Linked DNA regions of Homo sapiens: region 1 is linked to region 2. Evidence: read pairs that join two places in POLR2A ChIA-PET (ENCODE). Cell type or tissue: PC-3. All regions are shown on one strand.

Region 1 (8,000 bases), 560 kb after region 2:
CCACAATAAACCAGGTGCTGGGATACCCATGACAGGGGAGAATGTCACATTCATCTGTCAAACTGAAATACGAAAGTAAACCTCACCGGGTTGCTAAAAGGATTAAATGAGCGGCTCAGTACATGCCCTGCACAGAAAATACTTGGCAAGTGTTATTTCTTTCCCAGAATCAAACACACTCACTGACATTTATTGAGCCTTTTTTTTTCACCCAGACTTATGTTATCTCATTTAGTCCTCAAAACAGTTCTATAAGGTAGAGATCATCATCGTCTCATTTGTAAGATGAGAAAACTGAGTCAAACAAAGGTGACCTCATTCCCAAGGTCATCAGCTAATAATAGTGGAGCCAGGACTTGAACCCAGGGCCTTTGACTCAGAACCCCACGCTCTCAGTCCCTTCCCTGTATTGTCTTCTTGCTGACAGAGCCCTGTAGGGCAGATGAAGCCACCTACACACCACCTCCCAGCCTTTGCCCTGACCGTTCCTTTGCCTTGAATGGCAATCTCTTCTCTGCCTCTGCAAATTATAACCTGCCGAGGAAACATCCCGCTCCTTCTGGGCTCTTGCAGACCTCACGGTGAGTGCTCAGTCATCCATTCATTTATTCTTTCTCTGACTAAGCAAACATCTATTGAGCACCTACTGTGTGCCAGACACTGCGCTAGACACTGGATATAAACACTAGAGAGTCTTTGTTGGGCCTGCCATTCCGGGATGGAGACCAAAAATAAACAAAACAAACAAATGTATAACTGCACATTGCAGAGATTGCTCTAAAGGGAACTGGGAGCTTTAGCCTGACCGTGAGCACAGAAAACCATGGGGTGGTTTTAAGCAGAGGGTTGGTGTGACCAAACTTGTTTTTCTGGCTGCTGTATGGAGGATGGATTGGCTCAGGGGTGAGGGTAGAGGCAGGGAGGCCAGAGAGGAGGCTAAGGGAAGAATCCAGGTGAGACGGGAAGAGGACTGGCTCAGTGTGGAGGTGGCCTGAGAAAGAGGATGGACATCTTCCAGAGAAGCAGCTTGCTGCCCATCAGATGGGGTGGTGGGGGGGTCATTGCCACTTGCTCTAGCCCTTATGACAGACATTCTGCAGCATTTTTTACTGTGGCTTGTTTCATGACTGTATACATTGCCTCTGGAGTAATGTTCTGAATATTTAACCATCGGTGTCATGAGGGAGAGGCCAGTATTGACTAAATCAGAACAAACTGTGACTCCAGCTTTGGGCAGCATCCCCTGCTGGGCTAGGCATTAACCCTTTAGTTGCTGGATATCAGTGAGGTCCAAGGGATCCCAGGTGAACAGCCTGGGTGGAGGCAGAGGACTCTGGGGGTTTAGGATGACACTATTTGTCAGCAATATTAAAACCAAACAGCACATGCCCCCTCAGGATGCCTCCCTACTCGATTTTAAACTTCTAGGAAGCAAGGCTAGACTTAAGAAAATCAATTAGCTAGAAATTTGTCCAACAGGTATCCCATCCCTTGCAAAGACCTGGACTTCCCTGGGAAGATGTCCAGGCTGACATTTCAATTTTGCATTTCTGCAAAGAGATGCAGAGTCCTCCAGAATCAACCCCTGAGCCTATGAGGGCTACATGTTCTGTGAGCCCAGGACTCAGGAAGAGAACGTGTTATCTGCGGGGGATTGCTGCTGGCAGCCCTGGAGAGACTGTTCTGTGCTAGGGCACACCGCCTCAAGGATGCGGGGATCTTGGCAGACAGTCCTGGGGAGCCCAGCCAGGAGGACACAGCGGGAGGCAGAGTGAGCCGAGCCACTCCTCCCCAGGGTTTGTCCTGAACTTTGTCATCTTGAAATTCTGACATTTTTAATGGTGGAAAGAAATTTTAAAAGATCATGATTAAGAACAAAGAAGCAAAGAAATCTATGTGAGTGAGCACAGTTTGTTCTGGAAGGCTTTCCCTTTGCACATTCAGGTTCTCAGTTCTCCACCTGCAAAGGGGTTAGATTTGCTTTTTGTGCTCTTTGTACTTTAGAAGGATGTTCTGAAGATTGATGAGGGCCTATTAATAGCCACCATGTTAATGGTTCCCTCCCCTCTTCCTCGCCTTCCCTCACTTCCTTCCAGAGATGTTCTACTGATTTAGATAATGGAACATGCAGGCACATTGTGGAGTCTGAACTCTTCTAGCAGCCTCGTTACTATCTGCCTTCATCTTGACATCCTGGGGTGGGGCTGTTATTGTCATCTTACGGGGGCTGAGAGAGGAGTATGACCAGCTGTGGCCATGCTGCTGGTGAGAGGCAGATCTGGAAATGGAACCCAGACCTCTCTGACTCCCCAGTCCAAGTTTTGGGCTGGCTATAGATGGTCCCTAGCTCCCCCTCCCATGAGAAAGTCCATTTTAAAAAGGAAGATGCCCTAGAATTTAAAACCATGGTCAGTCTAAACTGCTTAGAAACGAAGCATGGAAGGAAAGCAAGCATGAAGTCTGGACATGCACCAGCCTGGTTTTGAATCCCCTTTTCCCACTCACCAGCTGTGTGACCTCAGGCAGAGTGTTTAACCTCTCTGGTCTCAATGCCTAGTGAAGGAACAAGGATGCTCTGGCTTTGAAGGCCATAGAAAGACAGCCCCACAGCCTAAAGGTTTCAGAAAAACAGAAAAGCCCAGTGGCTGACGTGAAGAAACTGCAACAGCTTTGGTCAGTCCCGGAGTCCAGCCTAGTTTGGTAGCCTAGTAGCTGTGGGGCTTTGGACAAGGTGCATAACCACTCTGTGCCTGTTTCCTCATCTGTAAAATGGGGACAATCACAGCCCTTGCTGTAAAGGGTGGGCATGAGAATCAAATGTGATCATTCACACCAAATCCCACCATCAGGCTGGTTCTGGGTGTCCATCCTCAAGGATGAAATAAGGTCTAGGCTGCCTGCAAAGGCCTCCAAGCATTTTGGCCATTGCAGCAACTTTATATTGCCACAGCCATCAGGATACCAGACAGTGGCGCCCTTGGTCCCTGACCTTGAGCGGTGGTTAAGAGCAAGGACTTGGAGTCAGATGTTCAGTTCCAACTCTGGCTCTGCTGCCTTCTGGCCCATGACCTTGGGCAAGTAATTAGCTTCTCTGTGCCTTAGTTTTCCCAGCCATAATATTAGTACATACCTCCCAGGGTTGCTATCAGAAGTAAACAAATGAGTATATGTAAATGCCTTGGAACAGTGCCTGGCATATAAAAAATTCCATCAAGGTCTTTCCTGGTATTATTGTTTTTCTCCTCACTTCACATGTTGGTAATCTCCAAAAGAACCAGCTATCTCTGCCGTGGGAAGATGCTCTCTGGACCGCCTGACATTGCCACTAATGACCGAGGACCCCAGCTGGATCTGAAATATCCATCTCCTCTCACCCCTCAGAGCCACCGCAAGCTTGGACTGTGACCTGCTGGGTTCCAGAGAGGGCAAGTCTTCCTCCAGTAGAAGTCCGTGGCTCCATGTCAGTGGTTCTAAGAGGCTTCTTCCAAAGGCTACATTTCTTCTCATAACTATCCCAGTGCGGGCTCTCTAGGCCTGCCTATTATATATAAATACACTTAACTTTTATGGGGGTATGCAGTGCTCTCGGCATAAACCATCTCCTCTGTCCCAAAGGACTAGGGGAAGGGCTGGAACATGGAGCATGTGCACATGTGACAACACCAGGACAGATTCTGAGACCCAGATGATTGGAACCTACACCACAAGGTATCACCCTAGAGACATAAAACATCACTGAAGTCTTTCAATCTCCCCCCACTGCATGTGTGCAATTTGGGCGTGATCCTCCCAGCATGGATCAGCGCATCCCATCTCTCTCATCCTCCTCTGCCACCACTGTGCTTATTAGACCACTGGGGAGGCCTCCTGGCTCCCGGTCCTGCTTCTGTTCTGGCACCTCCTTCACTCTGTGCTGCACACAAGCTGCGCGGGTGATATGGTACAGCAGAACCCCACTGGTCACGGCCTTGCCCCAAAGGCTCCTGAGGCCCTTAGAGCTGCTCTTACAGCCAGCCCAGCAGGGCCCTCCTAGGCGTCTGACTCTCTCTTTCAACCTTAATGGGTAACTTGATCTCAGTCATCAATGGTTAGATGCATGTATTTTGTTTCTGGTTTGCAGATGAAGTAGCAACTGAAGCCATCAGTTCATTCATTCATTGATTCATTCAGTCAACAAATATTCATTGAGGGCCCACTATGCATCAGGCTGTGTCCCCGATGTTCAGGGGACAGTGGTCAGCAAGACAAAGTCCCTGGCCTGGGCCAGTTGCCAGGCCGTAGGGACGTGCAGAAGCACAGCAGCCGGGCCTCAAGAGGGCCCGAGCTTGCTTTAAGGCTCTGCTGTGGCTGTCTGGAAACTCTTAACTGTTTTTAGACAAGGACCCTGATTTTCATCCTGCGCTGGGTCCCACAGATTGTATAGCTGCTCTGTCCCTGCCCTCAGGGAGCTCACATTCCACTGGGAGACAACGGACACTCAGTGAATCTTAAACATCAAGCCGCAGAGGAGAAGTGCTGTGAAGAAAGTGAACCAAGGTGGTATGTGCCAACCAGTGAGGGTGGCCTGGCCAAGGCTGTCAGGGAAGGCTTCCCTGAGCGGGTGCCTAGAGGGAGCCAGGCAGCCAGGCAGTGGTGGGAGGTGGGTGGGGAGAACCTTCCAGGCAGGAGGAGAAGAGCAAGGGCTGAGTCCCTAGGGCAGGAGGGTGTTTGCTAAGCTGAAGGGACAGGGAGGAGTCAGTGTGGCTGCAGCTTGGAGAGTGAGTGAGAAGGCACTGACCTAAGCAAAGCAGGGGGCCATTCAGTGCAGCTTGAGGGGAGGATCCAGAACCCCTACCCACCAGCTCATGGTCTGACCTTGCCCAGATTCACTGCAAGGCCTGAGGCTGGTCCTGAAACCCAGATCCTCCCCAGCGGGATCTCTGCAATGAGAAGGGCTGGCTGGACAATGTTCACCATCCCTTCCAGCTGCAGCCAAGTTGGGACAGCCCTGGGGGGTTTCTCTTGTCCACATGCTATGGATACAATGCTGGGGTGGAGGGGGCAGCCACCATATCTTCCCATGCTGGGGTTGAGGGGTTCCCAGCTCCCCAGCACAGCCCTCAGCTTTCAGGGAGCTTGTCTACTCTTTCTGAGAATCTGCTACCACTTTTTGCAGACCCCAAATGTGAGTTCCAGCCACATCATTCCCCCCACTTCTCTCATTCAAGAACCATGTTCCTGATACTGCCTTATCCTTACACTATTGTGCTGTTATTTACTTCAGGGTCAGGAATCGGATTAGGACTTTTTCTTAAATGATCTTATTTTAAAGGGAAACATTGTACCATTGCTATGTAATACTTGCCATAAATACAAAGTAACCATGAAATAAACATTCTGCAATATCCATGTTATCAAATTCTAGCTAGATAGCATCCTAGCCTCAGGCGTGCTCTGTCTTTGTTTAAAATGGAAATTTGCAAGTGCTAGAAATGGCTTAAAGGAGTTAAGGACTCTAGAAGCAAACAGAGACTTTCTCCTAAATAAGAAGAAAGTCTGAGAGAGAATGAAAAAAGGACCATTTCACCCCGTGACTCAATTTTGTTTAACATCATGTATGAGTATATCTTAAAATTATCTTCCTAACAAAACCAAACAAAACCTAAACCCAAACAAAATGAAACAAAGCCCAAGCCTGTCTGACTTAAGGAAAGACAAGAGGCTGTAAAGAAGTGAACAGGGAGCTCACCGAGACTCCGAGACTCCCGGAGGGCCAGAGACTCAGGGGTGGGGCTCAAAGCATCTTGCAGAACTGGCCCAGGGAAGGTTCCTGGAAGCTCGTGCTGGGCACAGGTGTCACCACCACCATCAGGACTGCTCACCAGCCTCTGACAGCAGAACTGCTGCCATTGCCACCACCCCTAGAAACAGAATGTAGCTGCTGCAACCCCTCACTACAAGTGTGCTCCCAACTTCTTTTTTTTTTTTTTTTTTTTTTTTTGAGACAATTGTCTTGATTTGTAGCCCAGGCTGGAGTGCAGTGATGTAATCATGGCTCACTGCAGCCTGGATCTCCTGTGCTCAATGAATCCTCCCACCTCAGCTTCCCAAGTAGCTGGGACTACAGGCGTGAGCCATCACTTGGGCTAATCGTTGTGTTTTCTATAGAGACAGGGTTTTGCCATGTTGCCCAGGCTCCACCTTCTTTATGTTACTAGCTTCTAATTCAAAATCTGAGTGCTTCATCTGATTGGCAGGACTGGGATCATGTGACTGTCCTCTAGCTGCAAAGCTGGCTGGGAAAACGAGTGACATTTTCAGCTTCTATCATGAGAGGTAGATTTTTGTCTCAAAATATGGGAGATTCCCCAGGCATGGGAAGGGAGGTTGAATACCCAAATGTCAGAAAAAAAATGAGAGACGACCATTACATGCACCACCTGTGCCAAACAGAGTTAACACAGCAAACCCGGCCACCATCCTTTGGAAGGCAAGAAAAAGTCCCTATGAGGTTGACCCTTGGCTAGAGTCTGGGAACTCAGATTTCATGAGGGTCCTACCCACCGTTAACTGGTAAGAGTGGCTTCTGTGCCTAAAATACCTATACAAAGAATAGTGTTTGTGATGAACACCTGAGCTCCTTCTGGGAGTCTGGAATTTTGGTACCTGCCAGGCTGAGGTTGCCACATGATCTGCCTCCAATAAAAATCCCAGGCCCCAAGTCTCTAGTGAGCTTCCCTGGTGGACAACATCTCACAAGTGCGGTCACAACTCATTGACGGGGGAATTAGGTATCCTGTGTGATGCAGTGGGAGAGACTCTTGGAAGCTTGTGCCTGGTTTCCGCCTTCACCTATGAGCCTCTTCCTTTGCTGATTTCAGTTGTTATCTTTTCATCATAAGTCACAGCCAGGAGGATGACCGTATGCTGAGGCCTGGTGAGGCTTCCTACTGAACCGTAAATCCTGAGGGTGGTCTTGGGGCCCCTCCAGCATACCACCAATGTGACAGCCTTTGAAAAACACCCATTCACCCTCACTCAGCAGCTCTCAGAGAGGAGAAAAGTCTAGACACTCTTGGGATTTGTAACTGCTAAACAGTGACAATGACCCTTCAAGGCATGTTTGTGAACTGGGTAAGGCAAATCCGGACAACCCTGTTCACAGAGGGGGAAGCTGAGGCTCAAAGAGCAGAGTGGCCTGCCCAAGACCCCAGGTCCAGTAAGCTGAGAGTGGAAATGAGAGCCTGAGCGTTTCAGACTCCTAACCCAGGGCGCCTGCACTGGGTCACTTCCCCAAAGCCCTCTCCAACCTTATGAAGCCTACATAGGATTCATCCCGCCAGTTGAGGGCTCCATATTGTACAAGATTATTCCAGGCAACCGGAGCTTTATTTGTTTGTTTGTTTATGAGACAGGGTCTCACTCTGTTGCCCAGGCTGGAGTGCAGTGGCACAATCATGGCTCACTGCAACCTTGACCTCCCAGGCTTAAGTGATCCTCCTACCTCAGCCTCCCAAGTAGCTGGGGCTACAGGCACATGTCACCATGCTTGGCTACTTTTTGTTTGTTTTTTTTGTTTTGTTTTGTTTTTGAGATGGAGTCTCACTCTGTTGCCCAGGCTGGAGTACAGTGAACACAATCTCAGCTCACTGCAACCTCTGCCTCCTGGGTTCAAGTGATTTTCCTGCCTCAGCCTCCCGAGTAGCTGGGATTACAGGTGCCCACCACCATGCCCAGCTAAGTTTTGTACTTTTAGTAGAGACGGGGTTTCACCATGTTGGTCAGGCTGGTCTCGAACTCCTGACCTCAAGTGATCTGCCCACCTCAGCCTCCCAAAGTACTGAGATTACAGGCATGAGCCACCGTGCCCAGCCTAATTTTTGTATTTTTTGTAGAGATGGGGTTTTACCATGTGCCCTGACTGGTCTCTAACTCCTGGGCTCAAGTGATCCTCCACCTCAGCCTCCCAAAGTGCTGGGATTACAGGTGTGACCCACCACACCTGGCCAACCTGAGACTTC
Region 2 (8,000 bases):
CCTGGGTTCAAGCTATTCTTCTGCGTCGGCCTCCCCAGTAGCTGGGATTACAGGTGCCCATCACCACGCCTGTATAATTTTTATATTTTTAGTGGAGACGGGATTTCACCATGTTGGCCAGGCTGGTCTCGAACTTCTGACCTCAAGTGATCCACCCGCCTCAGCCTCCCAAAGTGCTGGGAATACAGGCGTGAGCCACCGTGCTCAGCCCACAACAGTTTGATAGTGCCTCCATGGTCTATACCCCATTTGATGAGACGACTACTCTGATCACATGCTCGAATATTGCAGCAATACTTAATTGCTATAAAAATTTCCAAACGCTGATTCTCGGGTTCAGCATTTATTTTGTTGTGGATGAGGAACAAAGGGGTCACAGAATAGCCCTGACCCCAGGCAGCACCACACTGTTCCAGAGAGTCAGTTAGAACTCCGTGAAATGCCTGACCATGACCTCTTGGCCTTTTGGAGAAACCAGATGGACACTGGCTGGGAGAATGGAAAGGGCTGCGTGGCCTGCAGGCTGCAGAGGGTGGGAGTGAAGAGAACCTTGAGAGCAAGGAGGGGCTGCAGAGGTGACAGCAGGGGAAGGAGGGGATCAGAGGCCTGGGGGTGGATACTTTCGGGTCAACAGTTACAAATTGGGCAGAGGATTTAAAGGAGTGGATAGTGGTGGATGGGGACCATGGTGAGCTCAGAGCACGTGCCTGTCTAAGAGGTGGTTGTTCCTCAGCACTCCCTGGGTGTAGCATGAGGAACGTGGACTCAGTGTCATCAGATCTTCCACACTTCCAGGAAAAGCCAGAGATCTCTTTTTTTAGAATTTTGTTTTTCTTGACAGAGTGTCACTCCGTCACCCAGGCTGGAGTACAGTGGCGTGATCTCGGCTCACTGCAACCTCCGCCTCCCAGGTTCAAGCAGTTCTCCTGCCTCAGTCTCCCAAGTGGCTGGGATTACAGGCATGAGCCACCATGCCCGGCTGATTTTTATATTTTTAGTAGAGATGGGGTTTCGCCATGTTGGCCAGGCTGGTCTCAAACTCCTGACCTCAGGTGATCTGCCTGTCTCGGCCTCCCAAAGTGATGGGATTACAGGCATGAGCCACCGTGCCCGGCCTCATTTTTTTTTTTAGATAGGCAAGCTCCTGAATTTAAAAGTGGCCAGTTATTCAGAACCTTGAAGGCACCGTGCAGACCAAGCCAAGGCGCATCCGGTGTGTGCGTCCTCTCCGGTTGGTGGTCTCACTGAGGATGAGGCTGGGGTTTGGATCTTGTGGAGGCAGAGCCTGTGTCCTGAGCACAAGAAGGCATGGGATGGGAAAGGCCATTTTCAGCAGCATTTGATGGCATCGAGGTTAGCCAGGCCAGACGTAGAGGGCACTCCCTTTGGGGTCCCCCTTGTTACTGGGGCCCTCTCTGACCCTGGGCTCTGGGGATTGAGGCTGAGCTGCATCTGCATAGGAGTGGATGCAGCGGTCGTGTGGTCATTCCAAGCTCAGCCCGGGCTCGGTTCCCACTGTCCAGCCATCTGCTGTGGTGACAGGGGCCTGAAGGGAGGGCTGCCTGTGTTCACAGGAGCCTGCCATCTGCCGAGAAGCCACCGCAAGCTCTCCCTGGCCTGCCATCTGCCGGGAGCCTCCTTGGAAGGGAACTGCATTGTGCTGGAGAACATTGTTTGCCTGGCTGAGTGTGTTAGACCCTTGAAGGACTTCAGCGCCTCCTCCTAGGGCTCTTTGTCCAGGACGTGGTCCCTTCAGTGCATTTGGGGGCGGGCTCTTTACTGCAGATGTGCTTCAGCCTCTTCGGATTTTTGTATCTCCTGACAGTGGCATTCCTGAGAGTGAGGGGGAGAGAGCACAGAGAAAGAGGTGTTTTCTCTTTCTGGCAGAGACCAAATTGCTTGTATTCCTGGGATCTTCCCTGAGAGCTTGGCAGGGCTGGCTCCTTCGTGTTCCAAGTTTTGGCTCAGATGATGTGAATGGAGACAGTACAAACTGCCTGCCCCCCACTGCCCCCTTCCCCCCGCCCTGCCACCCAGTCCTGTATGTTTCTCCGCTTGACTTGACTTTCAGCCTAGCGCCACTCACTCCCTGTGATGCCGTGTTTCTTGGTTTCCTTCTTTACTGTCTATCTTTCCTGCTGTGTTGATTTTCTTGGCACACACTGAGAAGGGGAGAGAAGTAAAATTTTGACAGATACTGCCAAATTTCTCTCCAAAATAGATCACACCAGTGTGCACGTCAGCCAGCAGTGTGTACCACAGGATTTTTGCCAATCTAATTGGGATAAAAATGATTTTGCATTTTTTGATTATTTACTAGATTGAGCATTTTCCTCTTGTTCACTGGCCATGTTGATTTCTTGAGTAAATTGTTGACTTTCGAAGGATTCATGCCTTTTCTTACTGTGTCTGGAGGATAGAAGGGGTGGGGGAGTTCTTAGGAAAGAGTTGTCCTTGGGACAGACATCCCCAAATGGGCAAGTTAGACTGAAAGGGATCAGGTTTAGCAGGAAGAATGTGCTCTAAAAAGAAGCATCTGTTTCCAAGTTTCCATAATAGTTAATGAAGGTAGGAATGTTCTAGGCACCTCTGGAAGCCTGTATGACCAGAGGCACAAACGGCAAGCCACGCCTTTCCCCAGTCACCTTCCATTAGAAGCCGCTGGGCCCCGTAGACCAGCATTCACCAGTACAAGTTTTGTGGTAAAAGGAGAAGGCTCTGGGTCTTCTCTGTTCCATGAGGTAGCTACTAGCTTATATGGCCATGAAACAGGGCTAGGGAGGGTGGGCGCTGTATTTAATTTAACTGAATTTAAACTCAAAGGGTTTTCAGTGGTTAGTGACTGTTCTTTTGGTCAGTGTAGCCGCAGATCATTGGTTTGGCCCTAATGTAAAACCTTTGATGTTCTCATAGTGTGGCTGTTGGGTTGGGCGAGGTGGCTCATGCCTGTAATCCAAGCACTTTGGGAGGCCAAGGTGGGAGGATCACTTGAATCCAGGAATTCAAGACCAGCCTGGGCAACATAGTGAGACCTCATTTCTACAAAAAAAACAAAAATTAGCCAAGCATGGTGGCATGTGCCTGTGGTCCCAGCTACTCGGGAGGCTGAAGTGGGAGGATCGCTTGAGCCCAGGATGTTGAGGCTGCAGTGAGCTATTAATATGATTGTGCCACTGCACTCTAGCCTGGGCAACAGAGTAAGACCCTCTCTCAAAAAAAAAAAAAAAAAAAAAAAAAAAAGAGACTGGGCGTGGTGGCTCATGCCTGTAATCCCAGAACTTTGGGAGGCCGAGGCAGATGGATCAGTTGAAGTCAGGAGTTCAAGACCAGCCTGGCCAACGTGGTGAAACCCCATCTCAACTAAAAATACAAAAATTGAGGTTGGGCGTGGTGGCTCATGCCTGTAATCCCAGCACTCTGGGAGGCTGAGGCAGATGGATCAGTTGAAATCAGGAGTTCAAGACCAGCCTGGCCTACATGGTGAAACCCCGTATCTACTAAAAATACAAAAATTAGCCGGGTGTGGTGGCAGGTGCCTGTAATCCAAGCTACTCCGGAGGCTGAGGCAGGATAATTGCTTGAACCCAGGAGGTAGAGGTTGCAGTAAGCGGAGATCACGCCATTGCATTCCAGCCTGGGGAACAAGAGTAAAACTCCGCCTCAAAACAAAACAAACCCAAAAGTTAGCCAGGCATGGTGGTGCACGCCTATAATCCCAGTTATTGAGGAGGCTAAGGCAGGAGAATCGCTTGAACATGGTGGGAAGCTTTCAGTTAGCCCATGTTGTGCCACTGCACTCCAGACTCCAGCATGAGCAACAGAGCAAGACTCTGTCTCAAAAAAAAAAAAGAACCCAGTCTCTCAAGAGGATCAGACTCTTCTATTTGCAAGCCTGCCTGTCTGTATTAATATTTCTTTTCTTTTTTTTTTTTTCTTTTTTCCATTTTAGGTACTGTTGTGGGTGTTGTTCTTTACACTGGCAGAGAACTCCGGAGTGTCATGAATACCTCAAATCCCCGAAGTAAGGTGTGTACGAGGTCATGGGGTACATTGACCGGCTGTGGGCTGGTTGGTTCTGGTGGGTGAGTGACGAGATATTAAAATAGGAACACCTAAGAGTGATATTTATACAGACATTTTATCTTTTTATGCATATGTGTGTGTGTGTATGCAATAAATACATATACAATACACATATATAATACAGTACGTAAATATGTAGTTACATGTTTGTGGATATATGACTTTTTTGTGCCTTTTTTTTTTTTTTCTTTTTTTGAGACAGGGTCTCACTTTGTTGCTCAGGCAGGAATACAGTGGCTTGATTTTGGCTCACTGTAACCTCTGCCTCCCGGGCTCAAGCAATCCTCCCAACTCCACCTCCTGAGTAGCTGGGACTATAGGCGTGTACCACCATGCCTGGCTAATTTTTGTATTTTTAGTAGAGATGGGGTTTCACCATGTTGGCCAGGCTGGTCTCAAGCTCCGGACATCAAGTGATCCTCCCTCCTCGGCCTCCCAAAGTGCTGGGATTACAGGCGTGAGCCATGGCGCCCAGCATTTTTTGTGCTTTTAGGTTAAACTGTGGAGCACGTACGGTTTGCACGCCTTGTGTTTCACCCTTCACGTGCATCTCATTTCATCTTCATAACAGCCCTGTGAGTGCATGCTTCCTTTATCCATGAGAAACGGCTTCAGGAAGCACCGTGCCCTGTCCAGGCTACACAGTGAGGACGGGGCAGGCCCATGTGATTCAAACCGTGACCCACCATCACAGCTTACCCCTCCTCCAATTTTTAAGAGTCAGAACATTACAGAATAATTGTCTTTTGTCAGTAGCAGGAAGGAATGCTGTGTCTCCTAAACTTCAGTCATGGTCGCTCCACCATTAGACGTTACAGCCATCATTACAACTATAAAATCGTTTGTTTAATGTTTTAGCCTTATCCTGGGGCATGTTTCTATGAAGTTATGGATATGATTTGTTACTTTTTAAAAGACTAGACATGAAGATAAATGTATTATTATTAAAATAATAATGTCCAGGGCCGGGCACGGTGGCTCACACCTGTAATCCCAGCACTTTGGGAGGCCGAGGCAGGTGGATCACCTGAGGCCAGGAGATTGAGACCAGCCTGGCCAACATGGCGAAACTCCGTCTCTACTAAAAATACAAAAATTAGCTGGGTGTGGTGGCGGGCGCCATAATCCCAGCTTATCGGGAGGCTGAGGTAGGAGAATCGCTTGAACCCAGGAGGTGTGAGCCAAGATTGTGCCCTTGCATTCCAGCCTGGGTGACAAAGCGAGACTCCATCTCTAAATAAATAAATAATAAAATAATGTCCATTAATGCACCACCTAAAAATCGGGTGCCACCACTGGTGTGCGCCCCAGACTTTCAGGCACTGCCGAGTTGGTGTTGGGTAGGGTGCTGAGAGTTTAGGATCTGAGTTGTTTTACAAGGCCAAGGGCACTCTGCAGGGTGGTGGAGGCTATTCAGCACACGACCCAGCCAGCACAGCAGTAACTCGCTGATACATTTCCAAGTGTAAATCTTCTTTAGTTGTAAACATTTTTTTGAGTTTTCAGAATTCTTTGAGTTCCCTTGGATGCCTGTTATGAACACCAGCCCATGGAAGCAGTGTTCTTAGACCAAAGATATGAGGATCGATGGATCCCACTGTCCTACCTGGGGTAGAGGTGTTTGTAGGGGAAGGACCAGCTCTCCGGCAGGCTGAGTTAGTGCAGTGAGGCTCAGCTCACTGCAGCCTCCACCTCCTGGTTTAGGTTTGAGATTAGTTACACCAGCTCATCTCAAGCCCTGGTTTGTGCTTCGTCCCACAGATCGGCCTGTTCGACTTGGAAGTGAACTGCCTCACCAAGATCCTCTTTGGTGCCCTGGTGGTGGTCTCGCTGGTCATGGTTGCCCTTCAGCACTTTGCAGGCCGTTGGTACCTGCAGATCATCCGCTTCCTCCTCTTGTTTTCCAACATCATCCCCATTAGGTAAGCAGGCGACGAGCTTGAGTTTGGCTGCCGTGACATCTTCTTCTCTTTACTCATTCAAAGATGATGGTTCTGTGGCTTTTATTATTATTATTGTTTTCTGAGATGGAGTTTTGCTCTTGTTGCCCAGGCTGGAGGGCAGTGGCGCGATCTTGGCTCACTGCAACCTCCACCTCCCAGGTTCAAGTGATTCTCCCGTCTCAGCCTCCTAAGTAGCTGGGATTACAGGCATGCACCACCATGCCTGGCTAATTTTTGTATTTTTAGTAAAGATGGGGTTTCACCATGTTTGCCAGGCTTGTCTTGAACTCCTGACCTCAGGTGATCTACCTGACTCAGCCTCCCAAGGTACTGGGATTGTAGGTGTGAGCCACCGCGCCCATCGGCTTTTAGAAGGAGCAGATCTCTTTGTAGAGTGAGGACCAAGAGCAATCAGTCAGGAGTGTGAACCACACTGAGGCTCTAGCACCAGAAGATCACATTCCTCCACAAGCCATCCTTTCTTGAATCAGAGATCTTTCCTTGCCTTGCCTCCCTATGCTAGGGATGCCATTTAGAGCTCCTGTCATCAGCCAGCTCTGCAAGGTTGATAGTGGCTGTTGGGACTGCTGTGTTGAGAAGGATTTTGAGCCTGCATCTGGGCTCAAAGGGAAATGGTGTTGTGATTGACAGCAGTGTCTGCTGTAGGTGTGCAATGAAAGCTTGGTGGCACATGCCAGTCCTTTGCCTACCTGATTTGGAGGTTGAATAAATGGTTATTTATTTATTTATTTATTTTTGAGATGGAGTCTTGCTCTGTCGCCCAGGCTGGAGTGCAGTGGTGCGATCTCAGCTCACTGCAGCCTCCACCTCCTGGGTTCAAGTGATTCTCCTGCCTCAGCCTCCTGAGTAGCTGGAATTATAGGCTCCTGCCACCACGCTTGGCTAATTTTTGTATTTTTAGTAGAGTTGGGGTTTCACCATGTTGGCCAGGCTGGTCTGGAACTCCTGACCTCAAGTGATCCACCCGCCTCAGCTTCCCAAAGTGCTGGGGTTACAGGCGTGAGCTACTGCACCTGGCCTGGTTTTTTAAAGTGATATAAATAATAGATTTTCATAGTAGAAAAAAGTGAAGGCCTGTATTAGCAAAAGAATAAAATATAAATCACCTCTGCTCTCACTACCAAGTGATAATCATTGTTAATAGTATGGGATATACTTTTTTCTAGAGTGCTTTTGATTTTAGAAAAAGGGGAGTTTGGTCTACTAAAATCTGCCTTTACAAAAAATTGGAGCAGTGTTTTGAATAACTTTTCACATCACTTGTATGTGTGTCCCATCATTTTTTAGAGCTGCTCTGTGATGTGGGTTAGCAGTCTACTTTCCCCCATATTGTTCTGTTTGCTTCTACTTTTTCCCCATGATAATTAGTAAATATTAAATTACATATTTTTTCCCTGAAACTTTTAGTGCTTATACTCTGTCTTATACTTGATATATTATCTTATATTTTGTCTTGCTATTTTATATATTTAGATCATCTTGGTGAGAATTTGTCTTTTTCTGGGGACAGAGATTGTCGTTTTGTGTAAAACAGTGTGACAGGGACAGGGGGACTGTGCCCAAGTCAGCATGCTCTGGATGGTGGATTCAGAGGATAAATACATCCACTTTAGTGACTTGACTGCTAGCAAAACAAGTATTCAATCTAAGTGACGTGGTAGCCTTCAAAGTTCTACATGTAACATGATTAAAAATTGGTGAGTCGACTCTTCATTTGTCCCAGGGCTAGCCAGTAAAATGGCAAGCAGTTTGATTAGTTTATAGGATGATGAATTAATGTGAAGACTTCTATTTACTTTGTGCAGTAAAATTAAATTTCAAAATGAGTATAATACATACAATGGAATACTCTTCAGCCTTCAAAAGGAAGGAAATTCTAATGCACCTTACAGTGTGGATGAACCTTGAGAACGTTATGCTAAGCAAAATAAGCCAGAAAAATAAGCCCCCCCA

What was found. ChIA-PET counts read pairs that join two places held together with the same protein. Peaks named below come from ENCODE experiments on the same cell type or tissue, not always from the same donor. Only the 100,000 strongest peaks of a DNase experiment are listed, where the experiment ranks them.
Region 1: POLR2A ChIA-PET joins it to region 2 with 17 read pairs; 2 of 35 experiments call an interaction of 5 or more read pairs at or near these places.

Annotation. Positions count from the first base shown.
Region 1 is chr20:51,115,207-51,123,206 of GRCh38, reverse strand. LOC105372661 (a long non-coding RNA gene) reads right to left here and starts at 5,817. Exons shown (of 4, transcript XR_007067649.1): 1 at 5,729-5,817. LOC105372662 (a long non-coding RNA gene) reads left to right here. Exons shown (of 3, transcript XR_001754668.2): 2 at 428-581; 3 at 3,273-3,565. RefSeq lists enhancers at 1,732-2,237, 3,419-4,254. In PC-3, no CTCF peak of the experiment used is centred here; DNase peaks (open chromatin) are centred at 876 and 1,166; H3K27ac peaks cover 857 bases.
Region 2 is chr20:51,672,158-51,680,157 of GRCh38, reverse strand. ATP9A (ATPase phospholipid transporting 9A (putative)) reads left to right here. Exons shown (of 28, transcript NM_006045.3): 10 at 3,950-4,026; 11 at 5,845-6,005. Among named protein-coding and RNA genes, the nearest start is that of ATP9A, 92 kb to the left of the region's middle. In PC-3, no CTCF peak of the experiment used is centred here; no DNase peak of the experiment used is centred here.